Regions from separate parts of the Homo sapiens genome. Here region 1 is linked to region 2. Evidence: chromatin contacts called from ENCODE Hi-C or POLR2A ChIA-PET data. All regions are on one chromosome and are shown on one strand. The core of a region is the stretch at or near the end of the contact, and the rest is flanking DNA. Distances in the headings are between cores, read along the strand shown. Region 1 holds the start of ADARB2 (adenosine deaminase RNA specific B2 (inactive)). Region 2 overlaps ADARB2 (adenosine deaminase RNA specific B2 (inactive)).

Evidence for each region. A loop is a pair of places that touch in the nucleus more often than their neighbours do. ChIA-PET counts read pairs that join two places held with the same protein, here RNA polymerase II (POLR2A). Pooled maps may share reads with other maps.
Region 1: a map of B cell shows a loop between it and region 2 (2.2-fold over the local background). The contact joins the promoter of ADARB2 here to the enhancer-like site in region 2. A Hi-C loop is called at or near these places in 2 of 168 maps with a recorded cell type or tissue (B cell and GM12878), 28 of 37 single-sample maps with no recorded cell type and 7 of 50 pooled maps. POLR2A ChIA-PET finds 5 or more read pairs at or near these places in 2 of 52 experiments (GM12878 and SK-N-SH).

The regions. Positions count from the first base shown.
Region 1 is chr10:1,735,831-1,738,982 of GRCh38, reverse strand. It overlaps ADARB2 (adenosine deaminase RNA specific B2 (inactive)), which reads left to right and starts at 1,458. Exons shown (of 10, transcript NM_018702.4): 1 at 1,458-1,932. The coding sequence starts at 1,833. RefSeq lists a silencer at 1,509-1,568 and an enhancer at 1,530-2,126.
Region 2 is chr10:1,660,768-1,663,983 of GRCh38, reverse strand. All of the region lies in intron 1 of ADARB2 (adenosine deaminase RNA specific B2 (inactive)), which reads left to right. Among named protein-coding and RNA genes, the nearest start is that of ADARB2, 75 kb to the left of the region's middle. RefSeq lists an enhancer at 838-1,337. Within about 2 kb of position 1,548, at least 2 of the 41 ENCODE cell types and tissues checked have a DNase peak (open chromatin) inside an H3K27ac peak, as active enhancers do; they include B cell, where a contact is called at or near this core.

The DNA.
Region 1 (3,152 bases), core at 209-2,708, 75 kb before region 2:
TTCAACATTCTAAAAGGAAAACGCAGAAGCCCTGTCTTTCTGAGGCTTGTCTGCAACATACGCTCATTCCTTCCAAATTATTTGCTGGAAAAAATTTAATAAATAATCATAGAGTAATTAACATGTTCCAGTTCCTGTCTATACTGGTTGATACTGATTCAACGAGTATGAATGAACTTATGAGGTGGGTGACGTTGTTATCCCCAGTTTACAGATGAGGAAACTGAGGCACGGTTTAACTTACCCGAGGTCATAGCAGTAGAGTTAAGATTTGAAATCAAATGTCTTACTCTCTCTCATCAATGAAAACTGAGCTACGATCTATCAGCTCAGCACATAACAACACAGGATCATCCTAATTATTTCCAATGTCCCCCAGAGTGATTCTTTTTTCTTATGATAAAAATTATCTGGAAATTTCTAGGCACATAAGCAGCTGAAAAGGTTGCATGTGAGGCAATGAATAGCAGAAATATTTGTGTGCCATTTTTATATCAACATGTTAATGTGTGCTAATGAATTTTAGAGTGGATTTTTTTAAAAACATGACTATTGTAATTAAAAGCTTATGTGATTTAAATACAAGATGCAATGATGATTACCAGATTCTATTCCTCTTTATATTTTACATAAGACTTCCAGGGTTCCATAAGTATAATCTTGAAACATAGGACATTCCTGGAAAAAAAAATTGCTTAAAACTATTTCAGTGTGCAATCCACCTCTTTGTAAATGTTACTTTCTTCCATCCAAATATTACATTTGGCAACAAAACTCTCCGCTGAGAGCTTTCTCTTCCTTTTGTGTCATTGTTCCCTAAATAAAGCAACACATGAAATTCCTGACGGCAAAAATCAGACTCAGATCCCAAAACCTCTGTCTTTATGCAAGATTTATCTTTTGCATTGGAAACGGCCAAGGAATATGAAGAGGGGAAAGAAGAGGCAAACAGACAAGCATGCAGGCTCTGAGGAATAAATGCCCCTCAGGACGCTGTCTCCTGGGGAATTGCAAACCTCAGTCCGTTTCTGAGGAAGTGCGGTCTCTGCATTTCTGAAAGAGGTATTTCCCCCCCTTGACACAAGGAGCATGGTAATGAATTGACTAGTTAAAAACTGTTGGTTGGAAAAACCCGTCCCTGTGTCTTTCTGAGCAGGGCGAGCTGAGCTGTCCGCGAGGCTGCGGCAGGAGGCCTCGTCCTCCCGGGCAGGGTCCCTCCTGGAGGCTCCCCCGGTCTCTCCCAGACGCACCCGCGCCGCGTCCTTGTTCCCCGGGAGCAGCCTCCCTCCAGCCGCCGGTCCTGGGAGCTTCACCGTCCAAACGGGAGCTGAGTTTGCAAGCGGCCAGGCGGCGGTGCGGCTGGTGCTGCTGCTGATGTCAGAGCCAGAAAGCAGTTGTGATTGGATCTAATTAGACGCTGCTGCAGCAAATAGACAAGCTCCCTGCGTGATTGGCTTCAAAGTGGCTGGTGCCAAACAACTAGCAGAGGCGCAAAAGTAGCCTCCCTGCGCTGGGAGCCCAGAGCAGGAGGCAGAGCCCGCGGGAAGCTCGGAGCACTCAGGACGCCGCGCGCCCTTCCCCGCCCTCCCTGACCAGGGAGCAGCTCGCTCCAGGCGCCCAGCCGAGGCCCCCAGCCCAGTGGGAGCAAGTCATAGAGAACAATTCGAGAGACAGAGAGACGGAGCGCGCTTTCCTGCTCAGTCCTGAAAAGTGAGCCGCTCCCGGGTTTGCAACCTCAAGCTTCGCAGCAGCGGCGGCGGCGGCTGCCGGGAAGGAGGCAGGTGCAGGTGCAGGAGGGAGGCGGCTCTGGGCTCCGCGCCTGGGTCTCGGCCATGGCCTCGGTCCTGGGGAGCGGCAGAGGGTCTGGAGGGCTGAGCAGTCAACTCAAATGCAAGTCCAAGAGGAGGAGGAGGCGGAGGTCCAAGCGGAAAGGTAAGGACCGCGTGGCGCGCCGGCCCCTGCCCCCCTTCACCCCCGGCTTCTCCACCCCGGCCTCTCATGGGGTCTCCGGGCTTGTCCGTTGTGAGCAGCTTCACTTTGGGGTGCTGGCGGGATGGCTGCTCCGTGCAGGGCGCTCGGGAGTTCAGATCCCGTGGAAATGTCTGGGGCCTCCTCTTGCCCAGAGGGGACAGTGAGCAGCCACGCTGCGACATGTTTGAGGGACCCGGACGAAGTGGGGCGAGGGCGGCGAGGAGCTCCCCGGGGACCCCGCGCGTCTCCGGGCCCCGCAGTCCCCAGTGGCCGGCCGGGCTGGCACTGCCTTCCACCCTCCGGAGGCCATCTCGTCTCCCAGTGCCAAAGGAATTACCCAAAAACGGGGGAACGAGCCCTCGCGCCAGCTACTCCCATCCAAACTGTCCCGGAGGAAGGGATAGGCGAAGCCCTGCGATCGCCTCTCCAAATTGGCTGGCAGTTTTTACTCAATGTGGTGCCCGTCGATTTGTAAACATTGGGTCGTAAAGAGAACACAGGGCTCGTCCTTGGAGAAATAAGCAGAAATGAATACAGGAAAACAGAAAGAAGCATCATATTTTGTTAGTGGTAGAAAAAAACCGCAAACCAGGAAAGCAGGAAAAGCAGCCGGCTGACAGCGGCCACTGACAAACTCAGCTGTGCCTTGTTACTGATATTCCTGGGGCTGGGCCGCGCTGAAGTTAGTCAATGCTACAGCAAGGGAGGGCTTTCACACTGGGGATTTTGCAAAATTAGCAATCGCTCCAATATGAGAGCAATGCCCCCAGTGCCATCGTAGCCTGTGTGCATGCCAGGAAGAATTAAAAGATTCTTCTCATGCCGACCCTTCTCTCCTAGAGGAACCTGTGTTATTGTCAGTTCCTAGTGAGCCTGCAGGAGAAAGTTCAGTTCTAATCATGATTTGAAATGTGCTGATTTTTTTTAAGTGAGGTAGAAGTATAAAGAACGGTTGGAAAAACACAGCTAGAATTGATCAGCTTTGCCAGTTGTTTGAAAGCAGGAGGCAACGTTAGGTGTGTTTGGGGTTGTCCATCTTTCCTGAAGAATTTTCATCTTTGCATTGGCCTAAGATAAGTTTCTACCAGACCGTTTCCTGTGTGCCCTCGAACCGTCACCAGGTCCTTTATTGCCTCTTCCAATAATAGAAATTATCCAGACAGTCAGCAGGCATAAATGTC
Region 2 (3,216 bases), core at 299-2,798:
GTGAATGGATAAACAGTAGCACGTTCAGACCAGGGAATGATATTTCATGCTAAAAAGAAATGACCTGGCCAGGCGTGGTGGCTCACACCTGCAATCCCAGCACTTTGGGAGTCCGAGGCAAGCAGATCACCTGAAGCCAGGAGTTCCAGACCAGCCTGGTCAAGATGGCGAAACCCTGTCTACTAAAAATACAAAAATTAGCCAGGCATGGTAGCATGTGCCTGTAGTCCCAGATACTTGGGAGGCTAAGGCAGAAGAATCACTTGAACCCAGGAGGCAGAGATTGCAGTGAGCCGAGATCACGTCACTGCACTCTAGCCTGGGTGACAGAGCGAGACTCTGTCTCAAAGAAAAAAAAAAAAATTCATTTGTCAAGTCATGAAGACACATAGAGAAAGCTTAAATGCACATTATTAAGTGAAAGAAGCCCATCTGCAAAGGTTACAAACTATGTGATTTCAACTCTATGATGTTCTGAAAAGAGCGAAACTACGCGGACAGTAAAAAGATTCATGGTTTCCAGGGGTGGCGGGGAGGGAGGGATGAGCAGGCGGAGCACGGAGGGCGTTTCGGGAGTGGCAGCGCTCTGTAGCAGCGCTCTGTAGCAGCCACGGCGGGGAGATGCACTTGTCGCAATTCTCAGAGCCGCACCACGCAGAGTAACCCAGATGTAAATAGAGCCAATAATAATGCATCAATACTGCTTCATCAGTCGTAATCAATGCGCACATGGATGCAAGATGTTAATAGTAGGACAAACTGTGTACAAGGAGGCGGCATGTATGGGAAGTCTCTGTACTTTCTGCTCAACTTTTCTGTAAACCGAAAACTGCTCTAAAATAGTTGATCACTTTTAAAATACTTTAATTGCACACTATAAAATATATTGAATTTATAAAATTTATTAACTGAGTTTACCAAATAATTCAATTGAACATTGCAGCTAATCACATCCACTGGACTTAAATTTAGCTTTGTCCTGTGTCTGCCTGGTGATGTCGTGTTCCGCGTCTGGTTGATTGGCAGTTCTCTGGGTCACACCCTGGCGTTCTGCTGATGCTCCCAGGCCACATGTGTACAAATGTCTGGTCCGTAGAAACCAGAGCAGAGGTGGCCGCTGCCCGTCAGGAGCCAGTGCTTCTTCCCCTAGAGGGGCACTGCTGGGAGACGTCGCCCCAACTTCCTGCCCAGCACCCTGGGCACCCGGCGTGGTCACAGCAGGAGCGGAAATGATGTGAATTGTTGCAACCGGAGCCTGCGGACTCCTCCCTGCTGTCCTCTGTCTCTGGCCTGCTGGAAGCCATGGGTTTCGAGGGGCCGTAGTTCACTGCAGACCCTAGCCTCACCCAGATTTGACAGTTCTGGAACAGGAAATAAACTCGCTCTAGTTTTTAATAGCTGTGGTAAAATTACCACAAACTAAGCAGCATAAAACCATGCCATTTGTTACCTCATGGTTCCGTGAGTCAGAAGTCTGGGCCCACGTGGCTGCACTGAGTCCTCTGAAAAACCCTTGCAAGGCCGGAACCAAGAGCAGGCAGGTCAGGCTCTGGGTGGGGGAAGGGGTCCATGGGGAAGCTCTGCAGGGGGCTCCGAGGGCCCTGCCCCGGTTCAATCAGGGCGCTGGCTGAATTCAGTTCCTGAGGCCGAGGATGGAGGCCCATCTCCTCTCCGCTGGGGCCAGCCTGGGCTCCTGGAGGCTGCCTGGATGAATTCCTCCTCAAACCCGTGGACCGGGCTCCCCTCACCTCCAAACCTCTCTGATTTTAGTGGGAGAAAGTTCTCTGCTTTGAAGGGTTATTGGATTGGGCCAATAACCCTTCCAAGAATAGTCTGGGACATCCTCCCACTGCAGGGTCAGTAACCTTAACCACATCCTTAAAGCACCTTCAACGCTGAAAAGTAACATGTCTGGGTCCCGGGCTTAGGGTGTGGACCTCCCTGGGGACTCCTGGGCTCAATGCACATGCCCTGAGAGGAGCAGCTGCAGTGCAGGTTCATCTGTCAGAGCGTCTGCCGCTGCCTCAGTGCCTGCATTTCCCTTTCTTCAGCCTGATTTATAGCTCCTAGCCCCTTTCCCTCCCCAGCAGCAGTGCGGTTCCGTAGAGGGAAGACGGTGAAGCTGCCCAGAGACTTGAGTGCCTGATTCTCCCCGTCCCTTTGCACTTGGGAAATTTAGGGCAAGTGTGTGAAAGTCAGTGCCTGAAGTATCTGTCTGTGCAATGGGAGTGATTGTGACATTATCTGAGGCAGGTTTGGAAGAGGATCCTGGGCAGTGTGACTGCTGGTTCCTGTCTGCTCGGTGAATGCCGACCCTCACATGGTGCCCTCCCTCTGTCTCTGCTCTGGGCTGGTTCTGTACTCCCCACCCTGGCTCTGCTTCCCTGGCTAAAGCCCACCCTCTGCTTAACTTGTCTGCACTCTAGGTGCTTGCCGGGGCCCTCCCCCAACCCTAGCTGCCTCTTCAGACAGACAACTTCCAAGGCATCCTGTAAAATAAAGACCATGAAGGAAAGAAACCTGGCCCAAGGCAGTGAAGCTTTCTAATTCTCTTTCTCCTCTATTGGGAGATGAGATGAGAGGACGTTTGGGTGGGGAAGAAAGGGATAACCTGTGAGACATAGGCCATCTGTGACTCAGGAAACCGTGGAAACCCACCCTCCCTCTAGCTAAGGTACACAAAACCACTGGGAATGTACCCAATTATGACCCAGAGAAAGTGACGACGGGGACAGGGCCTGGGGAATGTGTAAGAGTTAAAGAAAGAAGAAAGGAAACATGAAAAGTGGCTTCACAGTCAAAGACAGGTTTATTTTGGAAAATAAACCTGAGAGGGGCTTCTGGCTGATTTCGGTCAGGAGCACTCTCTTACAGACTAAGGGTATTTAAGGGTTTAGGGAGGGGAGCTTATCGCAGGCTCGGAATGTTTCTGTGTGAGGGAAAGTTTATTGCAGGGTTGGAATGCCTCTGTTTGGAGACGAGGTTATCTCAGGGTTGGCATGTTTCTGGTCAGAGGGGGGGTTTATCTCAGGGTTGGAATGTTTCTGGTCATGCTGACATTAGCCATTAGGCTGATGTTTTGGGGCTGGATTTAGGTGGTTTTTAATCAAGGAGAACTTAAAATGGTGGCGTTTGTCCAAGATGGTGATGCTCCTGCTCTATCAGAATGTGGTTAAACATGCAGTGGAATGAAGGCAAGGCCAGACGTATACTGAC